Linked DNA regions of Homo sapiens: region 2 is linked to region 1. Evidence: read pairs that join two places in POLR2A ChIA-PET (ENCODE). Cell type or tissue: MCF 10A. All regions are shown on one strand. Each heading gives the region's core, and the rest is flanking DNA. Links, peaks and the distances in the headings are about the cores only. Region 1 overlaps SLC25A26 (solute carrier family 25 member 26). Region 2 holds the start of LOC105377142 (a long non-coding RNA gene).

The links. Peaks named below come from ENCODE experiments on the same cell type or tissue, not always from the same donor. Only the 100,000 strongest peaks of a DNase experiment are listed, where the experiment ranks them.
Region 2: POLR2A ChIA-PET joins it to region 1 with 5 read pairs; 3 of 35 experiments call an interaction of 5 or more read pairs at or near these places.

Annotation. Positions count from the first base shown.
Region 1 is chr3:66,370,463-66,386,472 of GRCh38, reverse strand. SLC25A26 (solute carrier family 25 member 26) reads right to left here. Exons shown (of 10, transcript NM_001379210.1): 9 at 15,871-15,944; 10 at 7,550-8,783. The coding sequence ends at 8,666. It overlaps LRIG1 (leucine rich repeats and immunoglobulin like domains 1), which reads left to right. Exons shown (of 19, transcript NM_015541.3): 13 at 172-492; 14 at 2,201-2,482; 15 at 3,072-3,491; 16 at 4,075-4,200; 17 at 4,842-4,994; 18 at 5,612-5,896; 19 at 5,984-7,676. The coding sequence ends at 6,210. Among named protein-coding and RNA genes, the nearest start is that of LRIG1, 120 kb to the left of the region's middle. RefSeq lists enhancers at 231-330, 2,777-3,276, 3,277-3,778. In MCF 10A, for the core only: CTCF peaks have their summits at 7,852 and 8,052; a DNase peak (open chromatin) is centred at 9,722.
Region 2 is chr3:66,703,387-66,719,396 of GRCh38, reverse strand. It overlaps LOC105377142 (a long non-coding RNA gene), which reads left to right and starts at 1,166. Exons shown (of 3, transcript XR_940935.3): 1 at 1,166-1,267; 2 at 1,371-1,453. In MCF 10A, for the core only: no CTCF peak of the experiment used is centred there; a DNase peak (open chromatin) is centred at 6,916.

The DNA.
Region 1 (16,010 bases), core at 5,924-9,923:
TGTCCATGGTGCAACTCTTACGGCATCTGGTTGGTGGGGCTGAGGATGCACAGGGACCTCAAGCTCTGGTTCCTGCTTGGTGTCTGTGTCAGTTTCTGTTAGCATGAACAGCAGCTGGTTCCTCTGTGTACCAAGAACCCAGCGCTTTACAGTTGACCCTTCTCTCCCCAGATGACTTCCTGAAGCCACAGATCATCACCCAGCCAGAAACCACCATGGCTATGGTGGGCAAGGACATCCGGTTTACATGCTCAGCAGCCAGCAGCAGCAGCTCCCCCATGACCTTTGCCTGGAAGAAAGACAATGAAGTCCTGACCAATGCAGACATGGAGAACTTTGTCCACGTCCACGCGCAGGACGGGGAAGTGATGGAGTACACCACCATCCTGCACCTCCGTCAGGTCACTTTCGGGCACGAGGGCCGCTACCAATGTGTCATCACCAACCACTTTGGCTCCACCTATTCACATAAGGCCAGGCTCACCGTGAATGGTATGGAAACACCATCTTTGTTATAGTACCAGAATCCTACAAAGCACACTCCTGATTGCCCTTTCAGCTTTCCATGTAGAGATGACTGAGACAGGACACACACATGCTTCTGTGGGGCACTGTTAAATCCTATTGTTGCCTGGGTTTGCCCCAGAGCAAGTTTTGCAGATTTCAAGGGTTATTCACAATGAGTTACTTGTTTTTGGTGAGTTTTAAAAATCTAGTTATTGGCCGGGTGCTGTGGCTCATGCCTGTAATCCCAGCAGTTGGGAGACTGAGGTGGGCAGATCACTTGAAGCCAGGAGTTCGAGACTAGTGTGGCCAACATAGTGAAACCCCGTCTCTACTAAAAATACAAAAATTAGCCAGGTGTGGTGGCACATGCCTGTAATCCCAGCTACTTGGGAGGCTGAGGCACAAGAATTGCTTGAACCCAGGAGGTGGACGTTGCAGTGAGCCGAGATCACTCCACTGCATTCCAGCCTGGGTGTCAAAGTGAGACTGTCTCAAAAACAAAACAAAAACTAGTTATTAAGTCAAATTGTGGAGAGCTAAGCCTTGTTTTGTCCAGTTCTTATCCTCTATAAGCCAAGAGATCTGGCTTCCAAATTCCAAATACCCCTTAGCCTGGGGAAGCTGCTGTTCTTTGAGTAGATGGCACAGCATTGGAGTCAGAGGCTAGCTACTGCTCCAGAGACTGTGGAGTGCAAGGCTGGTGTGAGCCCTGGCCTGAAAGACACAGTGTCCTGGCAGTTGACAGGTTTTTACTCATTAACCAGCCTTGGAGCTTGTCAAGGGGACCATGTGTTATTGTGTGTTTGGAGGAGGGGGGTGGGGAGTAGATAGCTTGAAGAGTTTACTGTCCCACCCCAGTAACCTAATGGGGTTATCCTGATTACTAACTCTCTAGTTAAAAAGAATTGGCTTGAGAATCATCAGAATGGTGGATCTGCTTTGCTCTTTAAGCCCCCACAGATCACAGCGAAACACCTTCTTTACCACACTGTAGTGGGGTTGTCTTGGCTTATTCCAAGTCCTCACAGCTTCCGAAAGACTCAGCTGTTTGTTAGACTCTCCCCAAAATTGACGTTGACAGGAACTCTGGTGGTGCCTGACACGTGGCTGGATGCGTCCCACTCTGTCAGGACATCGATCTTTAGGCTGAGCAAGCTAGCAAGCTGAATGCTTCCTGCCTGGGTATACGGCAGTGGGCAGGAACAGCCTGGGTGAACAACCATCCAAATGGATGAGCCATCCCATTCATCCCATGAACACCCATCCAAACGGATGAGCCATCCCATTGCTCTCCCAAGGTGGAGGCATGCCCACCTTCCCTCTGTAATTCCATCTCCACAGCCTCTCTCTTGGTGGGTAAAGCAGGCAAGCATCAGGCCTACCTAGTGTGGATGGGCACCCCCTGCAACTCCCGTATAGGCACTGCCATGTAGAGTAAAAGCCTTTGCTTTGAAGGGACTATAGCCAGCCTAGGGTGTACAATGCAAGGCTGATGGGATGGAAGTGTTCCAACTGTGGTGGGAGAAGCTGGGGGTTCCTGATTCACAGGTGGCAGGAGTGGTCCTGGGCAGACATTGGGAGAAAAGAAGTGAACTGGCACTGGGCACAGTGACAGGTAGGTGTTTGCCAGAGGACTTCCTGGTTTTGCATCTAGCTGTCCCGTAACCCGACCCTGTATACGTATGTTTTCCAGTGTTGCCATCATTCACCAAAACGCCCCACGACATAACCATCCGGACCACCACCATGGCCCGCCTCGAATGTGCTGCCACAGGTCACCCAAACCCTCAGATTGCCTGGCAGAAGGATGGAGGCACGGATTTCCCCGCTGCCCGTGAGCGACGCATGCATGTCATGCCGGATGACGACGTGTTTTTCATCACTGATGTGAAAATAGATGACGCAGGGGTTTACAGCTGTACTGCTCAGAACTCAGCCGGTTCTATTTCAGCTAATGCCACCCTGACTGTCCTAGGTTTGCCTATTGCTCTACTGTGTGTGTGTGTGTGTGTGTGTGAGCGAGAGAGAGAGACTCTCAAATGCTCTGTGTGGCCAGGGGTGGTATGCGTTGTGGGCCTTTCGACCCTGTTTGAAATTTGGGGCTGCTTTTTGAGTTGAGTTAATTTTTCTTAAACAAGTGTTTCTATCTCTTTAAAAGAAATGATAGCTGGTGAATTAAGAGTCTTCATAGGGTTTAGCTACAGAACATTTTAAGAATTGGACAGGATGGATGTGGGCTTGGTCAAGAGCTACAGAACATTTTAAGAATTGGACAGGATGGATGTGGGCTTGGTCAAGAATAAGGACACAGGCCTGACACAGGACAGTTAGGGAATAGCAGGGGCTTTTGTCAGCAGAGGTTCACTGTCCCTGTGGAAGCCACTCCCAGCATGGAGATGACTCAGTCAATGAGTTGAAGGGTCTTCTCCAAAGCTTGCCACTCTGAGACAGAATCTCAGATGCATCTCATTGATATGTTGGATTGTCCGTTGTCCAGAAGACCGGGCAGAGCCAGAGCAACGGAGGCCCTGAGAATGACTAAGATCTCTGTTGCTCTCTTGTAGAGACCCCATCCTTGGTGGTCCCCTTGGAAGACCGTGTGGTATCTGTGGGAGAAACAGTGGCCCTCCAATGCAAAGCCACGGGGAACCCTCCGCCCCGCATCACCTGGTTCAAGGGGGACCGCCCGCTGAGCCTCACTGAGCGGCACCACTTGACCCCTGACAACCAGCTCCTGGTGGTTCAGAACGTGGTGGCAGAGGATGCGGGCCGATATACCTGTGAGATGTCCAACACCCTGGGCACGGAGCGAGCTCACAGCCAGCTGAGCGTCCTGCCCGCAGCAGGCTGCAGGAAGGATGGGACCACGGTAGGCATCTTCACCATTGCTGTCGTGAGCAGCATCGTCCTGACGTCACTGGTCTGGGTGTGCATCATCTACCAGACCAGGAAGAAGAGTGAAGAGTACAGTGTCACCAACACAGGTCAGGCCCTGCCAGCGGAGCTGACTTTCAAGGAGGGAGGAATGGCAGTGATGCTGGGGAACTGGGCCGGGTTCCAGTGGCTTTTGAAAGAATTGCACTGTGTTCAGAACTCCTGAGGGTTTAGTCCCACTAATTCCATTTTAACTTTGAGGAACTTAACCTTAAACAGGAATACTCTCAAATTTAACCTTAAACAGGAATACTCACAAATACAAGTAACTGACGCACCATGCAGTTTTCCCTCTCCTTGCTAACTCAGAGGCCGCCTATGCACAGGCCCTGCTGCCACGTAGTAGGTTGTTCCTGAAACAGTGCGGTACTTCTGTGAGCCCCGGCTTTCCATCACTGGTCTCCACTTCTTGTGGCGTCTGGCATCTGCTGGCTGCGCTCTTCACGCTGGGTGTAGAGTAAAGCTGAGCAGGCTCTGGGAGGGCCTGTTGCGTACATGGACTCCATGTCATCTCTCTGCACAGCGCTGATGGTCGTCACTGGGAGGATCCCCTTTCTGAGCTTGACAGTGAACGTGTGTCTGCATTTCTTGTCACTGAGACCCTGGTGTTCTATTTGTTCTGTCTCCTTGCAGATGAAACCGTCGTGCCACCAGATGTTCCAAGCTACCTCTCTTCTCAGGGGACCCTTTCTGACCGACAAGAAACCGTGGTCAGGACCGAGGGTGGCCCTCAGGCCAATGGGCACATTGAGAGCAATGGTAAGGCCTCAGTAACTGTGAAGCAGAGCTCTGCTGTGACTGTGTCTCTGGGTGCTGGAGGTGGCCTCCAGGTCTTTACAGGGCAGGTACCTGGCATTAGATGGGGCAAACTTGGTGAAGTAGAAGGCGGTATGACTAAGGGCTGCTATTTTGGACCCAGTCTTCATGAGTTCTGCAAGGTTTTAAAGTCCTGTCCCCTCAGGAAGCCACTGGATTGGGCTTAGCATCTCCCTGGCAGGATAAAGTAGGCTTGCCTGGAGTAGCAGCTGGAAAGGGCATTACGGTGCATGAACCCAGCCAACCCATTCCTTACATGGGGAACGTGCCCAGGTCTGCTCTGTGATCCAGTCTTACACTGGAAAGCTGTCACCAGGATGAGGTACTTCCAACGGTGGGGGCCTCTGAGCACTTGCCTGAGACTGTAGAGGCTCACCCTGAGACAGCTGCTCATTTCACAAGGCCAGCCTGCCTGCTGGGAAGTAGTAGCAGAAAACACGCTGCTTGCCAGACCAGCAGCCCCACCGCTCTGAAGAACTTTTTAAAAAAAATGACTGTTCTAGCGGCCTTGCTCATTCCTTTCATAAGGCTTACTGTGAAATACCAAGCCCAGAGTTTCTAATCGTGTTGGAATCCACTTGCAGGTGTGTGTCCAAGAGATGCAAGCCACTTTCCAGAGCCCGACACTCACAGCGTTGCCTGCAGGCAGCCAAAGCTCTGTGCTGGGTCTGCGTATCACAAAGAGCCGTGGAAAGCGATGGAGAAAGCTGAAGGGACACCTGGGCCACATAAGATGGGTATGAGATGCTTCCCATTGGAAGTAGTTTCTTTCTGAAATGGAAATTTGGGCTGACCTAGTCACTACATCAAAGGGGGAGACACATTCCTAGTCCACAGCTGTCTCCAAATTTGGTATTCAGTATATACAGGGGAAGCTCAGGCCTGGCTCTCTTAATTCCAGGATAGTTTCTCCTAAATAAATCTACGCCATGGTAAGCCTGAGCATGAATTTTCTAGATGTATAAGCAACTTAAATAAGGGGCAAGGCACAAACGAAGTATAGAGTTTCAGTCAGCACTTTTTCACCAGGGCTATTTTGAGGCTTATTTCTAATTGTTGAAAAGACCCAACACTGCATGGTACCTAAGGCTAATGGCTTTTCCCCCGTGAAGCAGTAAGACTACATTGTCTATGAAATTCACTGTAAACACGAAAGACCCCACAGTTCATGAGTGACTTGGTGTTTGCCCAGTCCTTTCTCTGGGGACATAGTTGGGGAAAAGAGGAAGCATGCATACAGTGTTTGCAGTCAGGGTTCTCACCTTGCACAGTGGAGCTGAGCAGCCTGTCCTCTGTGTGGGGACGAAGACTCCCACAGCAGTGACTCTAACCCATCTTTGGCGCTGTCCTTCAGAACACGGTGGCCGGGTCGTATGCAGTGACTGCAACACCGAAGTGGACTGTTACTCCAGGGGACAAGCCTTCCACCCCCAGCCTGTGTCCAGAGACAGCGCACAGCCAAGTGCGCCAAATGGCCCGGAGCCGGGTGGGAGTGACCAAGAGCATTCTCCACATCACCAGTGCAGCAGGACTGCCGCTGGGTCCTGCCCCGAGTGCCAAGGGTCGCTCTACCCCAGTAACCACGATAGAATGCTGACGGCTGTGAAGAAAAAGCCAATGGCATCTCTAGATGGGAAAGGTAACTTTTGACTGTCTTCTAACAGGTGGGTTGGGAGCTGCTTAAACGGTCAAGTGGGGGTCTGACAGGTTCGTTCTTTCCTTGTAGGGGATTCTTCCTGGACTTTAGCAAGGTTGTATCACCCGGACTCCACAGAGCTACAGCCTGCATCTTCATTAACTTCAGGCAGTCCAGAGCGCGCGGAAGCCCAGTACTTGCTTGTTTCCAATGGCCACCTCCCCAAAGCATGTGACGCCAGTCCCGAGTCCACGCCACTGACAGGACAGCTCCCCGGGAAACAGAGGGTGCCACTGCTGTTGGCACCAAAAAGCTAGGTTTTGTCTACCTCAGTTCTTGTCATACCAATCTCTACGGGAAAGAGAGGTAGGAGAGGCTGCGAGGAAGCTTGGGTTCAAGCGTCACTCATCTGTACATAGTTGTAACTCCCATGTGGAGTATCAGTCGCTCACAGGACTTGGATCTGAAGCACAGTAAACGCAAGAGGGGATTTGTGTACAAAAGGCAAAAAAAGTATTTGATATCATTGTACATAAGAGTTTTCAGAGATTTCATATATATCTTTTACAGAGGCTATTTTAATCTTTAGTGCATGGTTAACAGAAAAAAATTATACAATTTTGACAATATTATTTTTCGTATCAGGTTGCTGTTTAATTTTGGAGGGGGTGGGGAAATAGTTCTGGTGCCTTAACGCATGGCTGGAATTTATAGAGGCTACAACCACATTTGTTCACAGGAGTTTTTGGTGCGGGGTGGGAAGGATGGAAGGCCTTGGATTTATATTGCACTTCATAGACCCCTAGGCTGCTGTGCGGTGGGACTCCACATGCGCCGGAAGGAGCTTCAGGTGAGCACTGCTCATGTGTGGATGCCCCTGCAACAGGCTTCCCTGTCTGTAGAGCCAGGGGTGCAAGTGCCATCCACACTTGCAGTGAATGGCTTTTCCTTTTAGGTTTAAGTCCTGTCTGTCTGTAAGGCGTAGAATCTGTCCGTCTGTAAGGCGTAGAATGAGGGTTGTTAATCCATCACAAGCAAAAGGTCAGAACAGTTAAACACTGCCTTTCCTCCTCCTCTTATTTTATGATAAAAGCAAATGTGGCCTTCTCAGTATCATTCGATTGCTATTTGAGACTTTTAAATTAAGGTAAAGGCTGCTGGTGTTGGTACCTGTGGATTTTTCTATACTGATGTTTTCGTTTTGCCAATATAATGAGTATTACATTGGCCTTGGGGGACAGAAAGGAGGAAGTTCTGACTTTTCAGGGCTACCTTATTTCTACTAAGGACCCAGAGCAGGCCTGTCCATGCCATTCCTTCGCACAGATGAAACTGAGCTGGGACTGGAAAGGACAGCCCTTGACCTGGGTTCTGGGTATAATTTGCACTTTTGAGACTGGTAGCTAACCATCTTATGAGTGCCAATGTGTCATTTAGTAAAACTTAAATAGAAACAAGGTCCTTCAAATGTTCCTTTGGCCAAAAGCTGAAGGGAGTTACTGAGAAAATAGTTAACAATTACTGTCAGGTGTCATCACTGTTCAAAAGGTAAGCACATTTAGAATTTTGTTCTTGACAGTTAACTGACTAATCTTACTTCCACAAAATATGTGAATTTGCTGCTTCTGAGAGGCAATGTGAAAGAGGGAGTATTACTTTTATGTACAAAGTTATTTATTTATAGAAATTTTGGTACAGTGTACATTGAAAACCATGTAAAATATTGAAGTGTCTAACAAATGGCATTGAAGTGTCTTTAATAAAGGTTCATTTATAAATGTCAGTATAGTTGGTGGTCCTTCTTTTACAAACGCAGTCATTCTGCCTTTAATTATCTTCCCCCAAAAAAGAAAAAAAAAATAGGCGAAGCAAAATCACATACTGTTTGTTTGCTCCAGGGCAGACAACACTGCTAGATTCCTGACATTTTGTTTTGAATTTTTCTACACCTGGAGCTTGTTAGTCAAGGTCTAAAATCCCTAAGTGTGGTGACCTTTCCATTTCATCCTGCCTTTTCAAAGCTGGCCCAGGCCCTCCTTTCAGTCTGACATGAGAATGGCGAGAATGGCTCACCCACCGTGCCCTCCTGCACGAAGCCAGCTGGGCCCACCTAGTCACTTGAGTTGCAGCTGCTTTCTCTCACACACCACAGGGGGCGCTGGACACATCTCTGTAAAATAATACAATTGTGCGTTTTTATGGGTGAAATCTGAGGGTAATTAAAACCAGCAGCCTAGTTACCCAGAAAGAGTGCTTGCTATGCACCTGTAGTTCAATCTTTCTTTCTTTTTCAACAAAGCCTACCCTTACACAACAGGAATTAACTAGGGGGAGAAACACCCACATACACAACTCTTCCCCAAGTCTCCTTTTCCCAAACAAACAAACAAGCTATTCTTTTAGAATTATAACCATCTTGCCTTCTGCTGAATCCACCATCAGGTGGCAGGAAATGAAAGATCAGATACAGATCAAATGAAAGCTCTAAAAGGCCTGGCCTCAGCATTACCAAACTTATTTATTAAGAGGTTCTGAGGAAATTGTTCAGAGTACCGCCACAGACCCCGTTTTCTTCTCTTAGCTCTCTGGCATACAGGCCAATGACTTCATACCAGCCAGCCTATACCACGGATGGCACAATCTCCATGCCGGTATCTTAGCACAACTGGTCTTCAGCACTGGGGCCTATAGTTCAGACAGCTGCTCAGCGGAAGAGGGTTTGCACTGCAGGCCCCTCTCTTGACAGAAGTGGAGGTGAGGCTTGTCTCTGCTTCAAGGACTCTTTCTGCCAACTTCCAACAGCAAGCTGTGCGTTCGGTCATAAGCCCCCAGAAAGATGAAACCTCCCAGACTGATGGCTGCCATTCGAGGGAAGACACCTGCAAATAATCTAGGGGAAAAAACAGGATTTTTAATGTTGTGCGTATTTTAAAAAAAGGTTAAATTCCAATACCCACAGCTTGCTCAGCTCAATACACCATGCTCATTAGTGGCTAACTACCAAACAGCTTGTGAACGCTCCCAAATAAGGCAAGTAATAGCTGTGTCCCAACAGTAGTTCTAAAACTTTCATGCCATTTTTCCCTTTGAAACATGAAATTGATTTTTTTTAAAAAGGTGTTAAAGAGCTGAATCCTAGGTAAGGCTGGAAGGCACTTCCAGCCCACACCTCTAAAGTGATCTCCAGGGGTTGCTCAGTGAAGAGATTTTTGGGCAATGCTGCCGCTCCACCCACTGACTCAGTTGCATTTTGTCCTTCGAGACCCCAAAACATGACGTCACGACAACGAGTTGAACCTCCATGGATTCCCTGTGTTCCTTTTCTGTCTAAAGGCATGAAAGGCAAATGGGCTGTGGCTGTGAAGGGGGCAGCATGCCTCCACCTGCACAGTCCCCTTGGTATCACAGAAGGTGCTGCTAACCAGCCAAGGTGCAATGTAGAATAATCAGAGCAATGCAAAGTAAAACTACAATGCCACGAGGATACAAATTGGGGATTCATTCTTTAAAACTGCCCCCCCTCCCCATACCTACTCAGATATTTGTTCAAAAATTTTCATTGTGGCATTGCTGATGGTGATATAAGTTATGGCACAGTATAAACATACAGTGGATGATTATGTAGCTGATAAAGATGAGGAAATCTACAGATGCCAACATAAAAAAATTACAAAACAGGTTTAAAAAACTAAGTCCAAGGACTATGATTCCATATCTAAAAGGCAAGCCAGGGATGTGTCTTAAGCCCTAAACTGAATGCCTGCTGCCTGTGGATTATAGGACACATTCCTGGCCCACGCTTCCATAACCTTTGAACCTTTTCACCAAGAGTACAGGCATGACTCAGAGATATTTCAAGTTTGGTCCCAGGCCAAGTTTGGCCACCATAATAGTGAATATTGCAATAAAGCAAGCCATTCAAATTTCTTCGTTTCCCAGGGCACAGAAAAGTTATGTTTCTACTACAGTCTATTAAGTATGCAGTAGCAATTATGTCTAAAAATTGTACATACCTTAATTTTAAAATGCTTTATTGCTAAAAAATGCTCATGAGCATCTGAGCCTGCAGTAAATTGTAATCTTCTGGCTGATAGAGGGTCTTGCTTTGAATGATGGCTGCTAACTGACCAGGGTAGTGGCTGCTGAAGGTTGGAGTGGCTGTGGAAATTTCTAAAAATAGTAATTGTTGCATTGATGGACTCTTCTTTTCATGAAAGATTTCTCTGTAGCACACAATACATTTTGCCCACAGTAGGACCTCTTTCAAAATTGGAGTCAACCGTCTCAACTCTGCCACTGTTTTCTCAACTAAATTGATGAAATATTCTAAATCGTTTATTGTAATTTCAACAGTGTTCACCGTATCTTCACCAGGAGTAGATTCATCTCAATAGATCACTTTCTTTGCTCACCCATAAGAACCAACTCCTCATCCGTTCAAGTTTGATCATGAGATTGTGGCAATTCTTTACATCTTCAGGCTCCACTTCTGACTACGGTGGTCTTGCCATTTCCAGTACATCTAGTATGTGTTTCCCTCCACTAGTCAGCCATGAGGATTGGAATCAACTTCTTCCAAAGTCCCAGCATGGTCAATATTTTGACCTCCTATGAAGCCACTAATGTTCTTACTGGTATCTAGAATGGTGACTCCTTTCTAGAAGGCTTCCAATTTACTTTGCCCACATCTAGCAAAGGAATCACTGTTGATGCAGCTGTAGCCTTATGAAATTTAATAAAACCTGAAAGTTAAAGTAACTCCTTGATCCACAGGCTAAGGAATGGATGTTGATAGTAGGCATGAGAACAACATTCATCTCCAGCAGAACTCCAGGGTGACCAGGTACACTGTCAATGAGCGGAAATATTTTAAAAGGAATCTTTTCCTCTGAGCACTAGGTCCCAGCAGTGGGCTTAAAATATTCAAGAAAGCATGCTGTAAAGAGATGTGCTGTCGCTCAGGCTTTGTTGTTCCATTTCTACAGCAGAGGCAGAGTCGATTTAGCACCATTCTTAAAGGCTCTAGGATTTTCAGAAGAGTCAATGAGCATTGGCTTCAACTTAAAGATACCAGCTGCATTAGCCCCTAACAAGAGAGTCAGCCAGTCCTTTGAAGCTTTGAGGCCAGGCATTGATGTCTCCTCTCTAGCTAGGAAAGTCCTAGATGGCATCTTCTTCTAATCGAAGGCTGTTTCATCTACCCTGAAAATCTGTTGTTTAGTGTTAGTGCCTTCATCGATGATCTTAGCTAGATCTGGGTAACTTGCTGCAGCTTCTCCATCAGCACTTGCCACTTCACCTTACACTTCTGTGTTACAGAGATGACTTCTTTCCTTAAACTTCATGAATCAACCTCTCCTAACTTCAAACCCTGCAGCTTCCTCACCTCTCTCAGCCTTCAGGGAAGAGAGTTAATGCCTTGCTCTGGATTAGGTTTTGGCTTAAGGGGATGTTGTGGCCGGTCTGATCTTCTATCCAGACCAAACTTTCTTCGTATGTGCAATGAGGCTGTTACACTTATCATTTGTGTATTCACTGGATAGCACTTTTCATTTCCTTCAAGAACTTTTCCTTTGCATTTACAATTTGGTTAACTGTCACAAGAGGCCTAGATTCTGGCCTATCTCAGCTTTCCACATGCCTTCCTCACTAAATTTAATCATCTCCAGCTTTTATTTTTAATTAATTAATTTTTTTTTTTGAGATAGGGTCTTGCTGTTACCCAGGCTGGAGTGCAGTGGCACGATCGTGGCCCACAGCAACCTCTACCTGCTGAGCTCAGGTGACCCTCCCACCTCAGCTTCCCAAGTAGCTGGGACTACAGGCACACACCAACATGGCCAGCTAATTTTTGTATTTTTTGTAGACAGGGTTTGGCATGTTGCCTAGGCTGGTCTTGAACTCTTGGGCTCAAGCCATCTGCCACCTTGGCCCCCCAAAATCCTGGGATTACAGGTGTGAGCCACCATGCCCGGCCCGAGTTTTTTATTTAAAATGAGAAAGGTGTGATTCTTCCTTTCACTTCAACACTTAGAGGCCACTGGAGGATTATTAATTGGCCTAACTGCAATATTGTGTCTCACAGAATAGAGGCCTAAGGGAGAGAGAGAGGGAATGGCTGGTTGGAGACACAGCCCGAACCCACACCACATTTGTCGATTAAGTTTGCCGTCTTCGGTGGACACAGTGGGTGATGCCCCAAAACAATTACAGTAACATCGAAGACGGCTGATCACAGATCACCACAGCAGATATGATAATGAAAATATTTGACAGGTGAGAATTACCAAAATGTGACACAGACACAAAGTCATCATGTGCTATTGGAAAAGGGCTCTGCAAGACTCGCTCAACGCAGGGTTGCCACAAACCTTCAATTTGGAAAAAAAGTGCACTGAGAAGTGCAATTAAACAAAATATGCCTGTATTACTTCTGTAAGCAGAAAGAGTTAATGAAGGCAAAACTAGTGCATATGCCAGTGAAAAGACTTCTGGTCAGGTCTATGGAAGAAAACTGAAAATGGTCAAGTATGCCAACAGTAGCTATGCATCCTTTAAGATACAGGAAAAGCCTCCATGACAAGCAAGCTGGTGGCCTGGAGAGAAACATGGCAGGAAGACGGTCCCTGCAGGCTGCTCCCAGCACCTGACTGCATCCTTTCTCCCAACACCTTTGAGCTGTTGGGGGAGGCTGAGCAGCCTCCCTCTGTTTGCAGCACTTGGCACTTCTAAGGAAAATGAGACACTTAAGAAGAGTTTTGTGGGCCCTTTTTAGTTAGCTAGCTATGGGTTTAAATCATTACAATACTGCACATAAAATTAAGGACCACGATTACTTGTCCAAAAATAACCATGAAAATTGTATTGAAAACCAAACTACACTTGCTTAAAAAAAAAAAAAAAATCAGCATCATGCAAAGGGTGGGTGGTGAGGACAGAAACTTATAAATTACCACTATGTCCTTCCTGCCTGAAAGACAGATGAGCCTCCCTGCTCCTACCTTACGAAGGAAAGAGTGCTAGACAGGCGGCCAGCAGATGCCGAGCTGTGGGAGACCACTCTGGCCACAAAGTTCTCCCACCTTTACTACCTTACTTATTTCTAAACGCCAGTGTCTTGTTCAGCTTCTGCCACTCACAAGCTCAGCTGCTCCTGGCAAGACACAGATGGAAGCAGTTTATGGTTTCAACAGATGACCACTGAATCTATTAACGTAATTACGGCCTTAACGTGGAGTAATTTGTACAGTGAGGGCCCCAGCCAGTCTCGCAGGTGAAGACTTTTGAGTTGAGCAGGAGCGTGTTCTAGTGCCCACAGATTAAATGAGAGCAAACGTAAGCACTTACAATGCCAGACAGAAAGGGATGCTCGCGGCAGTGGCAGCTACTACATAAAGGGCACAGTCAACAAAAACAGAAAGCCAGCTGATGAGTGAAGAAAACCAGAAAGGGGCCATCCGGGGTGGGCAGGCTCCCCATCTGCCTTTGGCTACGGGGCTGAATGAACACGCGGTGTTTGTTTAGTAATATATTTCTGTTTATATGTGTACTCCCATATGCGCCAGAACAAGGTCTTCACCTGCGTGGACCACACGGAAAGATAAAAGTGGTCGCCACTTGACTTGACCCCGAGAGGGCAGCACCATTCCATCCTAAGGTGAGGAGATGGTGTCTGCTGGAAAACCCAAGTAGTACCTAGTAAACTTAGTGCACGCCCCGGGGAGGAGACAGGAGGTGGCAGCAGCGCTGTGTGCTTGGAGCACAGAGGAAGCTGGCAGAGATACCTTCAGGCTGAGGGTGCCTGGGACCTCTGTTCACAACAGCCACCCAGGTTTTTCTGTGACTGTTTTTTAGTCAAATTATTTATTGTCTTTAATCATTAATAAGTGGCTAATCAAAACTCCCTTAAGTGACGACCGCTGCTGTCTGTAATGCTCTTAGGGACTACACTGTACAGACTGACTAGAGCCCATGACTTCTGAGACTTTCCGAAGATAGATAAGCAAAAAAAATTCCACATGACCTTTACAGAGCTGACAATGGGGACAGGGACAGGCCCTTGACCTGAGGAAGACACCCCTCCTCTGCCTGTATTTCTGGCACTGCTTAGTATTATAACGTCAAGTATAAGACATGCCACAACCAGGACAGGGAAGACTATCTTCAATCATCTACTCAACATAACTCCTACCAGCTTTTGGGGCCATGGGGTTGCCAGTCGATCATGCCATCCCCACCTGCCACCACTGTCTCCAGAAAAGGCTGAGGGGCTGCAGCTCTGCACAGCTCCACAAAGCTAAGGTCAATTGAAGTGGTTTGCCCAACAGTTGCCACAGAATCAAACATGAACTACACTGAAATCAGTAGGACAGTGAAATTTGGCAGTTTGGTTTTACAGTCTAAAAAAGCCACTGAATGTGACTTCTCCATGTATGTAGCCCAATTGCTATTTGAAACACAGAAGAACTTTTTTGTTGTTGTTTTTTTGAGACAGGGTCTTGCTCTGTCACCCAGGCTGGAGAGCAGTGGCACAGTTGTAACTCACTATAACCTCGACTTCCCGGGCTCAAGCGATTGCTCAGCCTCCTGAGTAGCTGCGACTACAGGTGCGTGCGACCACACCAGGCTAATTTATTTATTTATTTTTTAGAGACAGAGTCTTGCCATATTGCCCAGGCTGGTCTCAAACTCCTAACTTCGAGCGACCCTCCTGCTTCAGCCTCCCAAAGTGCTGGGATTACAGGTGTGAGCCCCGCACCCGGCCCCTAAGCACCTTTTACCTGCTACTGGCTAAGTAGCTTCAGGACTCATTTTTTCTCACCCCATTCCTTTGTTTGCTGTGGAACTGGCAGCAGAATTAATGTGCCACAGATAGAAGCACCCCTCACGATATGGCAGCCCTAAGTGGCAGGCTCCCAGCACACATGCCCCCCACTAGGCCCTTCCCACGCTCTCACTAGACGTCAACAGCCAATTATTCCTCTGGCTTTGCCCCAGTTCTTGTTTCAAAACCGTGACACCCTTCACACCCCCAACGTCAATCCCTCAGAGTTGTCACATTCAACAAAACCATCCAATATCACCTACTTTTCAAACTTCCAACTGGAAAATTTCAATCTAGGATGTGCTGCTCTCCTATAAAAACCTTAACTGGGTCCTGACTCACCTACTTCATGTCCTCCAGATCATCAAATAGCTGAGATTAAAACTGCCAAAGGTACACAAAAACTACAATCACATAAGTGATCCAACTCGGCATCAGGATGAGGAGGTGGCACTGCCAGCTGAGACGCCCGAAGTCCAGGCAGCTGCCGACCGACCCTCTGCAAAGGGAGGCCACTGCTTTGCTCTTGCAAGAAAATCCCTGGTATATGGTCCCTAAGAGAAAAATCATCATTTCACATGCCTGTAAGATCTCAACATTCAGGCGGCTTCACAAGTTTATGGTGTCAAAGCAATGTTTTAATCTTGCAGAGAGAGCTTTTAGGACATGAAGCTAGAAGTCTGAGGCACTTCTGTAGCACAATGGTTCTCAATTGATGCTAATAGTGGAGTCATCCCACCTGCACTATGGTATGTTCAAAGTAATTTGTTACTAATAATAGTTAAAAGCATCAAAACCACAAATGCTTTCTTCTAACAATGTTCCCTTCACTCCCTTGTATTTCTGCACTGTGTAACCTCTGAGAAGCCCATTTTATCACTGCTGCAGCCCAGACCCTGGTGAGAGCCACACATGTGAATTTCATCTAACATCAAGATGGGCAAGGCTGAGAACTGCCTGGCTGGAATAATCCGTCAATTTGATTTGCTATGTTATCTCATATATACAACATCAACTATAATATTTTGCACAATAAATAGAAACTCAAAGCAGAACATAAGCAGAAGGGAAGGAGAGGTGTTCATCCAAAGTTAGGCTAAAGGAGGAGGAGTGGTGGAGAGGAAGAAAGGAAGGAGGGCATTCCTCGTCTTACCCTGCCAGCCCCTGTGACCGCCAGACCCCATGCAGGACAGAGAGCACATTCCCATCAGCAGTGCTGGAGCCAGCCTGTGTGAACAGACAAAGAGAAACCCGTTATCTTCTGAAGCTCCCAATCACACACTTGCCTCTCAG
Region 2 (16,010 bases), core at 4,946-8,945, 330 kb before region 1:
GCCTTTCTTTGAGGCTAGCAGAAAGGAAGTTGATTGAGAAGAGAGATTAGAGTTTCTCAACCTTGGCACTCTTGATATTTTGGACGGGATAATTATTATTTGTTTTTGGGGGGCTGTCCTTTGGGTTGTAAGACATTGAACAGCATCCCTGGCCTTGACTCACCAGATTCCTGTAGCACAGACACACACAGACTCCCGCTGTGACAATCAAAAGTGTCTCCAGACATTGCCAAATGTCCCCTGAAGGGGATAGTCACCCCTGATTGAGAAGGGCTAGTCTAAGGTACTGTTTCTGAGACTTAGACCAAGGGTTAATTGCATCAGAATCACCTAGTTGCTTGTTAAAAACACCATTTCCTAGGCTCCCCCGCTGCCCACTGTCCCCCCCCCTCCCCCCAGCGGCCCCTGATGAATCAATCCATGTCTATAAGTAGGTCCCAGAAGTCTGGCTTTTAGCAAGTTTCTCAATTGAGCATAGCAGTAAAGCTGGCTGCAGGCATATGAGTTTTACCTGTTCAGTAAAGTTATCTTTCTGATCAAAGAACAGAGTATCACTAATGCTCTAAGGGAAGTTCTTGAGAACTTGAAGTAAGGTACTCTCATAGATTTGATTCAGGCCTGACTTCCCTATATTGAATTTTTTTTTTATGTCAAGCTATGCTGAAAGGAAGTTCTCCGTCTTGACTACATATTAGAATCACTCAAGGAGCTTTGAAAATTATGGATGCCTGAGCTCCACCTCCCAGAGCGTCTGATTTGATTCAACCGGGTGTGGTCTGGGCATCAAGATTTCCTAAATCTCGCTGGGAGACTCTAGTATGTTTCCAGTGTTGAAAACCACTCTCCTGGACCAGATTCTCAAACTTGAATGTGTTTAAGAATTACATGCAGTGCTTATTAAAATATAGATATCTGTCCCCCAATCCCTGCTAGGAACTGAGGTTAAGTAGTACTGAGATGGCATCCAGATATCTTCATTTTTATCAAGCTCATAACCACACACTGTCACATATACTCACACACTGTCACATATAGTCACACACATCCCCACAGACATACTCATGCACATATATAAGCTACAGAGCCATTTTGAGGACTACCAGGTTACAGTACTTGGGTATTACCTATTATGAAAACAGGAATGATCTCCCTTTTATGAAAGCAGATTGACTCCAGAAGAAGGAGATGAAGAAGCCTAGATTCCATAATGCGGGAGTCCCAGATCCTCAAAGTACGATGATTCGCCAAATCAAGAAATGAGGATTAGGTAAGAATGTGTAACTGTGGTCTATAAAGGATAATCTTCCTGCCTATGTATTTATTTTTAATACACAGACAACAAATGGAGGCCATTCCTTGTGTCTTAATAGGAAGCAGTCACCCTCGAAAGGAACTAAATCATCACCTTGGGAATTGTGGCCAGTCATGAGACATGCATGAGGAGACTGAAGGGGTACGTGCCTCTCATTCCTGCTGGAACCTGGATTCACTCATCCACGTATTCAGAATGTGAGGAGAAACCATTCTATACCCAATCCTCAAGTAGACATGGATGATACAAAGATTATTTTAAAAACACAAGTTCCCGCTCTGAAGTGGTCATCTAAGTCATCATAAATCCCTGATCAGAAGCTTGCAGAAAACAGAGACACCCCCGAAAGAAGGCAGGGTTGGCCAGCAAGTCCAGAATATGTGAGACTTGGAGTCCAATGAAATTTTTTTTCATATTTTGCAATGATAAGCTAATGAGCCAAAGTAAGCAGGTCATGGCACCCCCAAAAAGCTTTTCACAGTTTGCTTCTCTTGAGGAGATTGATTTTAAATGTGATGTTCAGCATCTACCTCCAGCGATGGAAATGAAAGGTGGCAGCCCCAAGAGAGCCAGGATCAAACACTGGCCTGGCCTTGCTCATGTGGATGCTGGGCATTCCCTATTCTCCAACAAGACCAGCTCTTTGGATGCTCACCAAAAAGTCAGCTCCCTCTCCCTCTCCAAATTTATTTCACTCAGGCTGGTTGCACCTGAAATAATAAACTCTGAGGTTACATGTCCCAAATCACCTGTCTTCTCCATTTCCCTCCCGCCTTGTGGCAGCCCACACTCAGTGTGAGTTCTTTAGAGAGGCATTTGTAAACTGGGAGCAGTCTGTGTATCGCAGGCCTGCTATGGAGAAGTGATCTAGCCCCTCTGAGTTTCATTTTCCTCCTCTGTGGAATAGGACTGATAGGATTGTCAAGAGGATTAAATTCTCCCCACTCATCCCCAATGGGGTAGCTCCTCCTTTTATTAAGATTTCAGCTTAAATATACTGCCTTCAGAGACCACCCAATCTCTTTCTATCATGTTGCCCTATTTCAGTTTTCTACATAGCACTTACTATCTTTGTTTGTTTGTTCATAAGCTCATTGATTGTCTCAGACTGGAAGCCTTCAGAAAGCAGGAACTCTGTGTAACTTGTTCACTGCTGTATCTTTAGCATGGAGAATAATGCCTGGCACATAGTAGGCTCTCAGTAAATTTTTATTGACTCATATGTGCAAAGGACCTAGTACGGTGCCAGGTACTCAATAGGTGCTCAATAAATGATAATCATAATTATTATTTATAATTATTTTTTGAGACAACACAGGATTTTGATTCAGAGAATCTTACTATATTTATGAAAGCGGTGATAGGGGCCTCATGTGAGAGGTGCCATGACTAATGAGGCTGGTTACTGATTGGGGGTCAGGGAGGTGCCAGGGCAAAACATTTTTGTTGTTATTTCTAGTACTTCTAGTATCAAATTTAATACAACCTATGCTGTTTTCTCTAATGCTACTAAAACACGATTGCTTATAATTTTTAAATGAATTCTGTCATCGACACAAATGATGTGCCTAGAGACACAAGCGTGCCCTCTTGATTTTTCTCTCTTTATCTAATTTTCTCCTACTTCACTGATCTGAGGTTACTGAAAATTGGCTTGTGTTACTTACTTCAAGCAATCCAAAACTAACCTTATTGATTTTGCTTTCATCTCACCTTGGGGCAAAGAATAGACCCATAAATCTGAGCATAAACCAGTAAGAATTTTTTCCTGAAGATGATGTTCAAAATCATATCATAAACATACAGTCTTACAAACAGCATGGTAGATTTAGGCAGAAGCAGTTATGTCTGAGGGTTTTGTTTTTTTAACTGCTTTATAATTGAAGGGTTTAAAGCAGACAGTTTTAGAGGCTTTTGTGGAAGGCTCTGGGAGTGATCCAACATGGAGTGGTAGCCCACAGGATCTGACAGGGAATGCCATTGATAAAAGTCCAACATGTCTTACTATTTCCTTGGGATAAGAAAGTTGGAACCGAGATAATAATGTGTCAAAAGCCAGAAAAATTGTGCTCCCTTTCTTCATCACAAATGAGTAAATATATCTGATCATTATCATGGCTTCCATGGAACATGTGGTCTGTGTCTCCGTTTCACAGCCATTGCACTGTATGTCTAAAGAGGATGCTTGAGTGAACTGCATTCTCTGGGTGATTAGTTGTTTCTACAACTGACAATTACAGCCAGAGTCAGAAACTTTTAGTGACTACAAATGTAGTTTTCTTCACATTTTCTGTTGTTCAGGTCACCCTATGCCGTGTTCAGGTCTTTTTCAGGAAGGACACTTGGACCAAGCAAAAGAAATAACATCAACAACAATAATAGTCACAGCTATTATTTATTGAGCACATACTATGTGCAAGGCCCTGACTAAAGACATTACAGATGTGATCACACAGTCAAATCTTCTTCCTCTTTTTTCTCCAATAGGAGTGTCAGAAGTAGAATTAATAAAGATCCTCTGCCTAGATGTGTACTTTGTGTAAAGAAGAACCACCTCACATTCATATTAAGAATATTTAGTTCAGAACATTCTCCAAAACATGCTAGGGACTGGGAAGATACACAGATTCAAAGAATATTGGAATAGGCAAGAGGTTTATGTTCAGAAACATTCATGTCACATTATTTGTATGAGCAAAAATCCAAAGTGGCTATCAAATAAGAGAATGATTTGGTACATTATGGCACATTTATGTCTGCAATACTATGAACTTATTAAAAACCATGTGGATCAATACTAATAGACAGGAAAACATGCTGAGTGAAACACAAATAGACAAACACATGATCCCTGTTTATGGAAATTTGTACACGTATGGGTAAGGTCAGAGAAACCTTGGGAGATGTTTACTAAATCATTTTATTTTATTTTATTTTATTTATTTATTTATTTATTTTTTGAGGTGGAGTCTCGATCTGTCGCCCAGGCTGTAGTGCAGTGGCTCGATGTGGGCTCACTGCAAGCTCCGCCTCCCGGGTTCACGCCATTCTCCTGCCTCAGCCTCCCGAGTAGCTGGCACTATAGGCGCCCACCACCATGCCCAGCTAATTTTTTGTATTTTTTTAGTAGAGACGGGGTTTCACCGTGTTAGCTAGGATGGTCTCGATCTCCTGACATTGTGATCCACCCGCCTCGGCCTCCCAAAGTGCTGGGATTACAGATGTGAGCCACTGCACCCAGCCGATGTTTACTAAATCATTAATCCTACTCATCTCACATTAGGGTTGGAAGAATGCTGGGTGATTTTTACCTTTCTCTTTGTATTCTCCTACAACTTTTTAAAGTTCTTATAATGAGCCTATGAATGTGTATGACATTTGAAAAATAGACTTTTTAAAGAGCAGTTTTAGGTTCACAGCAAGATTAAGCAGAGGGTAGAGAGAGTTCCCATATACCCTCTACCAAACTGCCCCATGCACAGCCTCCGCCACCGCCAGTATTCCCATTGGAGTGGTACATCTGTTTCAATCAATGAACCTACATTGACACATCATTATCACTTAAAGTCCATAGTTTACATCAGGGTCCACTCTTGGTGTTGTGCATTCTATCAGCATGTATTATTTTTAAAATATACGTTTTTAAAGGTTTTAAAGAATGGATTAATAAAATGGTCTCAGTTATTAATGAGAATTGGATGTTTAGGATATCATCTTCACTGACCCCAATCTTCCTAGGACCCTTAAATGAGGATGACTGCCTAGAAGGGAGAGTGCAGGTTTAACTTGCTGCAGCAATATTTTATTTCTGCGTCTTCTCCCTGCCTTTGGGTTGCCTGGGAAGCTGAAATAAGCAGCTACTCCCCATCTCTTTCTTAACCTATATCCCCGCAGATCAAAAGAAGCTGAACTTGGAGTTGTGGTTTTAAGGGCTCAGGAGATAAGAAAGAGCCCATGATGAGACAGAAAGAGATGTCCTGTGGAAAATCTCTAGGATAAAACTTCAAAGTGAGGGACAAGCTTCTCTCTATGTGCCATGCTGTTTGTGTTTGTATTTCAGTAGTTCTTCATCTAGCCTTCTTTGTCTTCATCAGTGGGGAAATGAGGAGGATGGTTTCAACATGGAGGCCCTAAATTCAAGATTCCAGAGAGCAAATACAGGCCATATTGTCCTGATAGTCCCAAGATCTCACATAAAGCCTGGCCTTTAGTCAGCACTCAATAAATGGGTGAATGAATGAGAAAACAGGCAACAGGGATAACAGGACAGGAGGGGCTTTATAGAAAAGCTATCAACAAGCTTTAGGTAAGAGTCAATTAATAAACATTCCTTGTCTTAAAAAATGTTTGCTTGTGTGTATGTGTGTGTGTGTGTGTGTGTGTGTGTGTTTAGAGAGAAGGTGTTGCTCTTTAGCCTAGGCTAGAGTGCAGGGGCATGATCATAGCTCACTGCAGCCTTGAATTCCTGGGCTCAAGCAATCCTCCTGCGTCAGCCTCCCAAGTAGTTTGGACTACAGGTGCACTCCTCCATGCCTGGCTTGTTATTGTTATTATCATTATTTGTAGCAACAGGTTCTCCCTATGTAGCCTAGGCTGGTCTCAAACTCCCAAGCTGAAGCAATCCTCCCACCTAAGCTTCCTGAGTAGCTAGGACTAAGGCACATGCCACCACATCTGGCTAGTTTTTCAGTTTTTTGTAGAGACAGGATCTCGCTATGTTGCCCAGGCTAGTCTCCAATGCCTGAGATGAAGCAATCCTCCTGCCTCAGCCTCCCTAAGTACGTTTGTGTTCTTAAAGGTAACTTTGACTATGCCTCACCTTCTCATTCAGATCTAGCTTATTCCTTTATAGTGCTTCTCCAGTGAAAATGAAATTTAATTTATTCTTTCTTCTATATTCTACCATCACCTTCCAAATGTCCACCATCTTCATTTTCATTTGAAATAACAACAAAAATAATTGGTCATTGCATACTAGTTAAGATTAGGTAAACCAACTTTCATTAGTAATAGGGTTCTGTACCTACTGGACTATAAGAAATGTAGAGAAATCCACCATTTCTGTAGGTAATGATCACAGAGAACTCTGTAGTCCTTATTTCCATGCCTTTCTTGGGAAGAATAGCAGAGTAGAAAGAGTATAGGTTTGGACCCTCTATCTTAATCGCTGTGTGTCCTTAGGTAAATTACTGGAACTCTGAGCATCACTTTACTCATTTGTAAAAGCGTAAAAATAACTCTATTGGATTGTGAGGATTATAGTAAATGTGTATCTGGAAACTGCTGTTTAAATGATTATCTTTCACTAAGGTCTTATTACCAGAACAGCGAAAAGGATCCCATTTTTCAGTTTTTGCATTGCAGTAACTGAAGAGAGAATGATCAAATGCTTTGGTCCCTCTTTCAAAATATTTATTTTACATGAAAAAAAAAATCAGGGCTAGGTTTTAAGAAAGTCCTAGGAGGTCTAAATGCTTGGATCCGTTGAACTCAGTGAGAGACACCTGGCTCCACATTTTTACACAGGGAGGTAACTCTTCAAACAAAAAGGCATACCACCTGCTGGTTGCTTTATTGAGAAACTGAGAATTATGTAACTCGGAATCACAAACAATCTGCATGTGAAATGAGGAGGCATACAAGGGACAAGTTTAATCAAGTTTATGGGCATTTTGAGATCTGTAACCACAAAGCAAGCACAGGTGAAGAAATCTTCAGTTATAAGGCTGCCGTATGCCAAATCAAGCCTCAATGCAAACATGAATTGATCTGATTATTTATCCAGCTCTGGCATGAGACAACAAAAGGGCAGTGGTCTGGGAAGCCTAGAGTAAAAATACTTTGACCGTTCAGTATTTCACTTATGGAAAGTTATCTCAGATCATTAGCTTAGTAGCCCTATTGCAGAAAGAGAGAACAATAACATATTGGGGTTGATGATGTAATGATATGAACTGTGGACTGCTTTTCATTGGTAGGGAAAGCAGGTGTATAAACATCAATATACCAAGCTAAATGTGAGGACTGTTTTATTTTATTTTGTTTTATTTATTTATTTATTTATTTATTTTTTGAGACAGAGTCTTGCTCTGTCGCCCAGGCTGGAGTACAGTGGCACAATCTCGACTCACTTCCACCTCTGCCTCCCAGGTTCAAGCGATTCTCCTGCCTCAGCCTCCCGAGTAGCTGGGATTACAGGCATACACCACCATGCCCGGCTAATTTTTTGTATTTAGTAGAGACGGGGTTTCACCATGTTGGTCAGGCTGGTCTTGAACTCATGACCTCAGTGAGAGACTCACTGATCTCAGGTGACCCACCCACCTCGGCATCCCAAAGTGAGGGAGGCATGAGCCACCGTGTCCAGACTTGTTTTCTTTTAAAGAATCTCATTTGGCATGAGAGGATCTTTGCTTTGGACCAAAATCAGTAAATTTCTATAGAAGTCCAGAGAGTAAATGTTTTTGGCTCTGCAGGTCATATGGTCTCTGTCACAACTATTCAAGTCTGCTGTGGCAGCACAAAAGCAGCCATAGACAATTTATAAACAAATGAACATGACTGCCTTCCGATAAAACTTTATTTACAAAAATGGGTTGTGGGCCAGTCTTGGTCCATGAGCCATAGTTTGCTGACCCTTGCTTTAGACCAATGTACTCTGTATCTTTGTCACCCCAGATTCCAGACTATTTATACTGCCAGCTGACATCGTATGAACTTAAGTTTGTCTTTGCAGTAGAATGGATTTGTGTTGTGTGTTTTAAACCTGTGATTTAGTCCAGGAAATATTCCTACCATGAAAACATCACAGTAAGACTATATCTTCCCTTCCAGCCTTACAATTTTTCCCTTAGGTGATTTTCAGGATGTCGCTGTAAACTGCCTAGTTCAACTTGTGTCTCTAGTTTTAATTCCATCTTTCAACAATTTCTCCAAGCACCAATAAATCTTCATCCTTCACACAACAGAAAGGTCTCTATTTCTGTTTTTTCTTTTTTTCCAAACACACTAGATAAGCAAAGACAAATGTGTTGAAGGCTCTGTGTTATTGATGTACACTACAGAGTGCCTTGCCAATCATAGATGTTCAATAAATATTACATGAATGAAAAAGTGAGCAAGAGAAGAATGGAGGAAAGAAAGGAAGGGATGGAAGGAAGGAGGGAAATGATTATCAAATATTGAGTCAGTGAGTCAATGTGTTTGCCACATCAATAGAGCTGGTACTTTTGGAAGAAGAGCTATAGTCACGGGCTTTCTAAGTACATGTTTTGTTTAAAAGACTCATCGATGAGGAAAGAGTAGTCCTTCATTTATTCAACAAATATTGATTAAGGATTATCTACATGCCATGCTTTAGGGTTACAGTGGTAGACAAAATCCTTGGGCTCCACGAGCTCCACGAGCTCACATTCTATTGGCAGGGGCAGATTGTAAATAAACAAATCTATATATGTATACACACACACACACACACACACACACACACATATATATATATCTATATATATATTTTTTTGAGATGGAGTCTCGCTCTGTCGCACAGACTGGAGTGCAGTGGCACAATGTCGGCTCACTGCAAGCTCCGCCTGCCGGGTTCACACCATTCTCTTGCCTCAGCCTCCTGGTAGCTGGGACTACAGGTGCCCACAACCACGCCCGGCTAATTTTTTGTATTTTTATTAGAGACAGGGTTTCACAGTGTTAGCCAGGATGGTCTTGATCTCCTGACCTCGTGATCCGCCTGCCTCGGCCTCCCAAAGTGCTGGGATTACAGATGTGAGCCACCGCGCCCGGCCACAAGCCAATATATATTAAGATTCCAAGGGATTGGCTTCTAGACTCGCTCTGCAACAGTCAGCACTTGGGATTGTTGCCCTCAGCAACTGTTCGTTGAAGGAATGATCGAAGTCTGCGAGTCTGTTCTGCTCTGCCTCCATTTCCCACCTGCAGAATAGATCTGCACGATGGTCTCTGGGTAGAGTTAAGAGCAGAGGAAAAATGAGAACCAGGATATATTTCAGGCACTGTGAGTAGCTCTCTTGCTCCAGCATCAGGCTGGGGGATAGGAGGTGCCTCTTTTAAACAATTTGAAGTTTCCCAGTCTGGTGGCTGGCAGGGAATCCACTGTAAAACATTGGTGGTAGCTTCAGTAACTAGAACCAGTAGGCTGTCCTTGACAACTTGATGTTCATGCCATCTCTGGGCCATATCAGTAACAGCACCACAAACATGGCTGGTGCCCATGGCAATGACAGTCTTGGGAACGTCTGCTTTTTCTCCCTCCAACCCCCATGCTACACTCCCAGAGCCTAGGCTCCTGAGGGGATAAACAGAAAAAGGAATTTGCAGCCAACACAGAGAGAAACAATGAGGATGCTAGCTGCTGCAGCAGCCAGACGAGCCACTGCTTGTCTAGACAAAGTTGTTCTCTGCAAAGTTTCAGTGTCAGGAGGCAGGCAGAGGAGACCTGGGAGCAGACCTCATCCTGACCTCCTCGGTGGCACAGGGACAGCATGCATGTCACTCCAGGAAAGCCAAGCTATTCCAGGAGCAGAGAATTATTTCAGGGATGCATCTAAAGCATCAGATATTTGTGAGCTATCTAGTATATGACCAAAAAGTGGCTGTGAAAAGGGAGAAGCCAACACAGCCATGTCCTCTCCAGAGAAGAAGACACAGTTTAGGGGAGCAAACACGGGTCCTGTCATTTTCTGCTAATAATCATATATCGCCCCTATACAGAGCTCTGTGCATTCCAAAATACCCTCATTTTTAAAAATAGTTTGTTGAGCACTTTCTGTCTGTCAAGTGATGTGCTAGGCTTTTCATACCTATTATTTAATCCACTTAACTACCCTGTAAAAGGTAGTTATCATTAAATCCATTTTTCACATAAGAAAACTGAGGCTCAGGGAAGTTAAATAAAGTTGTCAAGGGTCACAGAGATAGAAGGTAATGGAACTGGGATTTAAACCAAACCATCTGATTTCCTCATATGATACTATCTTTAATTTATTCATTATTTCATGTATTCCTCACCACAAGCTGTAAGATAAACAGATGGGGAATTATTTTCCTGATTTTATAGCCTAGGACTGGGCTGTCCAGTACAGTAGCCACTAGTCACATGGGTCTATTCAAATTTAAAAATTGATTAAATTAAAATAAAAATTTAAAATAAGTTCCTTAGCAGCCATTAATTCAAGCACTTAGTAGTCACCTGCGACTAGAGGTTACCATATTGGACAATGCAAATAATAAATGTTTCCATCACTGCAGAAGTTCTAGTGATCCACACTGGCCCAAGTTTCCATCCAATCGTTTTTGAGGATTCTCTACTAGGCACTGTGCTAGAAGGTACAATGATGAGAAGGGCATCATCATTTCCTTAAGAAGGTCACAAATCTTGGGGGTCATGATTGATTACATAACTTGCTGGAGGTATAGACAGGGACCACACCCCTATTCACCTCCATCTCCACCATGACATTGACATTCTGGTCTCTTACGTGGAGATGGGAAAATAGAATGAAGTCTCTCAAATATTGGGTCTTTCTAGATACGCTCTTGCACCAACATTCAGGCTTGTGGTAAACTGGGTTGTTCTCTGAGAAAATGTGTATGGGAGACAGAAATAAAAATAAAGAGGAAAGAGTTTGTCTAGGGAGAATCACATTAAGGTGGTCAAATAGAGATCGCATGTGCCTGCTGTTGAAAAAGAGCATTCTTATGTATCCATTGAGCTCACGAAGACATAATCCCAGCTCTTTTTTTGGGTCCAGTCACTGATTTGGGCAAATATTCTTGAAAGATAAATCAGAAACATGCAACCTTCCCCCAAAACAAACACTTATGAAGCTAAATACAGCTCTATGGTAAGAATAGTAGAGAAAGTAGATTTAACAACATAAATCCTTAGTTCAAATTCCAGCTACATCTTTTCCTAGCTGTGCAACTTTAGGCAAGTTACTACACGTCTCTACGTTTCAATGTCACCATCCATAAAGTGGAAGTGATAATAGTCCTTGTGTCTTACGTTTCTTGTGAGAATCAAATATGGGATTTATGTGAATTGTACAGCACTCACACATGCCACGAATAAAAATTGTAGTTTTGGATAGCTAAAAACCATTTTACCCATGTATATGAACAGATCTGATTTTTCTAGACCAGTAAGTGTTAAATTGGTTTTATGGTGGTTTTTTTTTTTTCGTTTGTTTTTTGAGACGGAGTCTTGTTCTGTCACCCAGGCTGGAGTGCAGTGACGTGATCTCGGCTCACTGCAAGCTCCGCCTCCCAGGTTCAAGCGATTCTCCTGCCTCAGCCTCGAGAGTAGCTGGGATTACAGGCGCATGCCACCACGCCCAGCTAATTTTGTATTTTTAGTAGAGACAGGGTTTCACCATGTTGGCCAGGCTGGTCTCGAACTCCTGACCTCATGATCCACCCATCTCGGCCTCCCAAAGTGCTGGTATTATAGGCGTGAGCCACTGCTCCTGGTCTTCTTTTGATTTTTTTTTTTTTTTTTTTTGCAGAGATGTCTTTATGAGAAAAATATCAAAATAGCCTTTTGAATATTGTGAGCCTTACAAAAATGTCTATGAGTTCTTCACAAATGGTGGCTTGTGACCCAAAAGGTCTATTCAAGCTATTCTCAGAAATAATATGGAAATTAAGGTAATTTAGCTTTGATGATCTAATCTCTTACCAGGTTTGCATCTCAGACACACCTTGTATTTTGTTATATGTTAAGCCTGTGTTAAAGAAAAAAAATTCAATCCCCCAAATTAGTTCTTCCAGGTGTTTCTAAAAAATAGTTTCCATATGACAGCAGCTCTTGTCAATATCCTGCTGAAAAATGAAACATTAAAAAAAGAAACTTAATACAGCTCTGACTTTGTCTAGGGACTCCTTCAGTTTCCTGTCTCCAGTGATATCATTTTAAACATTTGCTTTCTTCAAATGGCTTATGTGTGCTCTATAACTCTATTTGTGATGTGTCTTGGCGTGTTGCTGTGGAAATACTAAATAATTCCACATGCGTATGTGTTTGCCTCTCCACGTATATTCTGGGATTTACTTGAGACCTGTGATTGTGTCTCCTTCTCCTCTTCTTAATTCTCTCTTCCTTACTCTTTCTTCCCTAGGACTGCCTCAAGACAGTGTCCAACAAACAAGTACTCAATCACTCTTGACTGATTGATTGGTTTTCTAATTTTTTTAAAAAAATTACTTGGATGTATTGACTAGTATGCACCATGCATAGAATGAAGTGCTTTATATGTGTTCCTTCTGGGGTCTTCACAACAGCCCTACGAGTATTATCTCTGCTTTCCAGTTATGTGAACTGAGGCTTAGGGAGAAAAGTCGCCTTTCCGAAGATCACAGCCGATGACTGTGTGGCAGGTCTGGGAGTCAGAGCTAGGCTGTCTGACTCCAGGCTCATGTGCACTGCCTGTAGTAGCACTCTTTTGCCATCCTTTTAACTAGCTACTTCTCTAAAGTCACTACTTTGAAGATTTAGAAAGGAAAGAGTGTCCTTTGGGCTAGTGAACCTGATGTCTCTGACAAAGGATGCTAGATATGATGCTCATTGTAAAGTCTACTGAATTCCTCCCTGATCTTCATTTCTAGAAGGTTCATGTTTCCATCCTGATAGGCTTTGATTGTGTCCCCACCTGAATCTCATCTTGAATTGTAGTTCCCATTTTCCCCTTGTGTCATGGGGGGGACCCAGCTGGAGGTAATTGAATCATGGGGGCAGTTACCCCCATGCTGCTGTTCTCCTGATAGTAAGTTCTCATGAGATTGAAGGTTTTATAAGGGGCTTTTCCCACTTTGGCTTGGCACGTCTCTTGCCCGCCGCCATGTAAGATATGCCTTTGCTCCTCCTTCGCCTTCTGCCATGATTTGTGTGGCCTCCCCATCCACGTGGAACTGTGAGTCCATTAAACCTTTTTTTTTGTTTATAAATTACCCAGTCTCCACTATTTCTTCACAGCAGTATGAAAACAGACTAATACACATCCCCCTTAAAACAGCGCAGATGCCTCCTCATTGCATCGAGGCTGGTTGGTGTATGCAGCAATGTATTAACTATTCCCGCATCCTCTACCTACTTGCTGCTCAAAGCGCAGTCCTTGGACTAGGAATGTTAATATCACCTGAGATATTAGAAATGTAGACTCCGAGGTCCTGCCTCAGACTTAATGAATCATAATCTACATTTTAACAATATCCCTAGGTGGTTTGCGTGCATGTTAAAGTTTGAGAAGCACCTCCCTACTTGTCAGTTGTCACATACAGTGAAACTTCTCTCTTCCACCACTACGGGCAAAAAAGTAAGATGGGTCAGCAGATCCTGATTCAAGTGACTCTAAGCAACGTGATTACATCAGTCCAGGGGGTAGTGTTGATTTTTCCGTGAACACATAACCACTGCCATCAGATGTTCCAGGCTCCTGTCTCAACAGCAATTTTTCAAGTTAGTTGAAAATTCTCTACATAAGGAGCCAAGTGTTCGAATTAAAATACAAAACCTTGTCTACCAGTAGGTTTTTAGTTCATTGTGCTTCCCAGAGCATCACCCTAATGTCCCCCTTTACCAGATCCAAGCTTCAGCTGCTCAATTCATATGATATTTTAATCTAGCCTAATGCCAAAACATAATAACTTTGTTAAAGGAGAGGTGAGTTTAGGATTACAGTCCCTTTTAAGATCTGGACTAAGAAATGTTTATACCACCAGTCTCCAGTGTATGCCAAATCGTGTTGTTGCTGTGGGCAGTACAGTAGAATGGCCTCATTATTTCTCTGTCTAGCCTCTTTAGAGCTATAAAGCCCAACCATGCTTTGTACTTGTAGTGGTTTGAATGCAATGTTATTTTGCAAAATAGAACTAATGATTATTCTGCAAGGGCTTAACATGTTTGCATCACAATTTAGACCCTGCTTCTTTTCAATAAATATATTTAAATTTATTGTTTTTTCCCGTGCTTGTATTCAAGTACTTACCGAGTAGTCTGGCAGGTACAAAACAAGTCAGACATGAATAACTGCTCTCAAGGAGAATATATTCTGGCTGGGAGAACAAGGCTGTACACAGGAAAAAATTGAAGGGAGTATAAATTCATCTGTGGAATTGACCAAATGGTGTTGTGTTCATGGACATGAGAGAGTATGAGCTTCATCTGTGAAGGCCTCATAGCAGAGGAAAGACTTGAAGAATGGATAGGCAAAAAGTGAAGAAGAGGTTATTCCAGAAGGAAAATAATCTTAGCAAAGGGATATGTGCCAGTAAGCCTGGAACCTTCTTTACTACAGCCTTGTCTGCAGCTAACATTAATTGACTAACATATCCACGGCTGTGTGTTTCTTCAGCTAAAACTGACTAGATTCAAAGATGCATTTAAGCCGGGTGTGGTGGCTCCTGCCTGTAATCCCAGCACTTTGGGAGGCTGAGGTGGGAGGATCACTTGAGGCCAGCAGTTTGAGACCAGCCTGGCTGATATGGTGAAACCCCCTCTCTACTAAAAATACAAAACTTAGCTGGGCGTGGTGGTGTGCACCTGTAATCCCAGCTACTTGGGAGGCTGAGGCAGGAGGATTGCTTAAACCCAGGGGGTAGAAGTTGTAGTGAGCTGAGATGTTGACACCTCACTCCAGCCTGGGCAACAGAGCTAGACTCTGTCTTAAAAAAAAGCAACAAAGAAAGATGCATTTAGTCAACACATTTTTCTAGAGCTTAAACAAAGTTTACAATTATAAAATATTACAATTATAAATAATTATATATAATATACATTATATATCAATATTAATCTACATCAATAATATATTGGTTAATATTAATATAATGATTCTTCTATATAATTAATTTTACATTAATATAGTAGTAAGGTAATTATGTTACTACAGTAACAATATATAATTGTAAGATATAAATATATACTTATATGATCTAATTGTATATATAATAAATTACACAATAATTTGTAATTCACATTTTTAGGCCTCTCCATATGTCATGGCTGAGTGCTTTACATGTGATATAACAACTTTATAGGGGTATTTTGGTCTCCACTTTACTAATAAGAAAACAGACTTAGTTTAGGAACTTAACCACACAGTAAGTGGCATTGCCTGTATGTGAATTCAAAGTTTGAATGCAAAACCCACATTCTTAACATTATGCCATACTGCCAGATATTCTGTATACTATATAGCATTTTGAATATTGTTTACTCAGGCACAATACAGCATTAAGATGTTAAGACAGGGAAAATAACCCCTTGAAGCAATTTCTGATCTTTATGAGAAGAGAAAGCCTGATGTATAGAGCTGAAACTATTGAGCAACATTGTGTGGCAACAATCTCTTTCTCAAGTCCTGAGAGTACATTAAGAAAGCATGGAGGCAAGGTTAGTTTGGGTAAGACTTCTTAGAATTAATAATTTGGAGAAGATTAGCAGATCTACTATTCTAGGCCAGGCCAAAGTTCCAATTTAATTATTTACATGCTTGTGTGGTTATATATTGTTCAAATATGACTTCCCAACATGGCCAAAATTTCGAGACACGAATTGAGAAAGATTTGGGTCATTTTAGAAATAGCAACCACTGAGTTTCTGACCTGATTTCCTGGGTGTGTGTTTAAATGCCTTTCACTCACTTATTTTCGGAGCTCATGGGAGGCA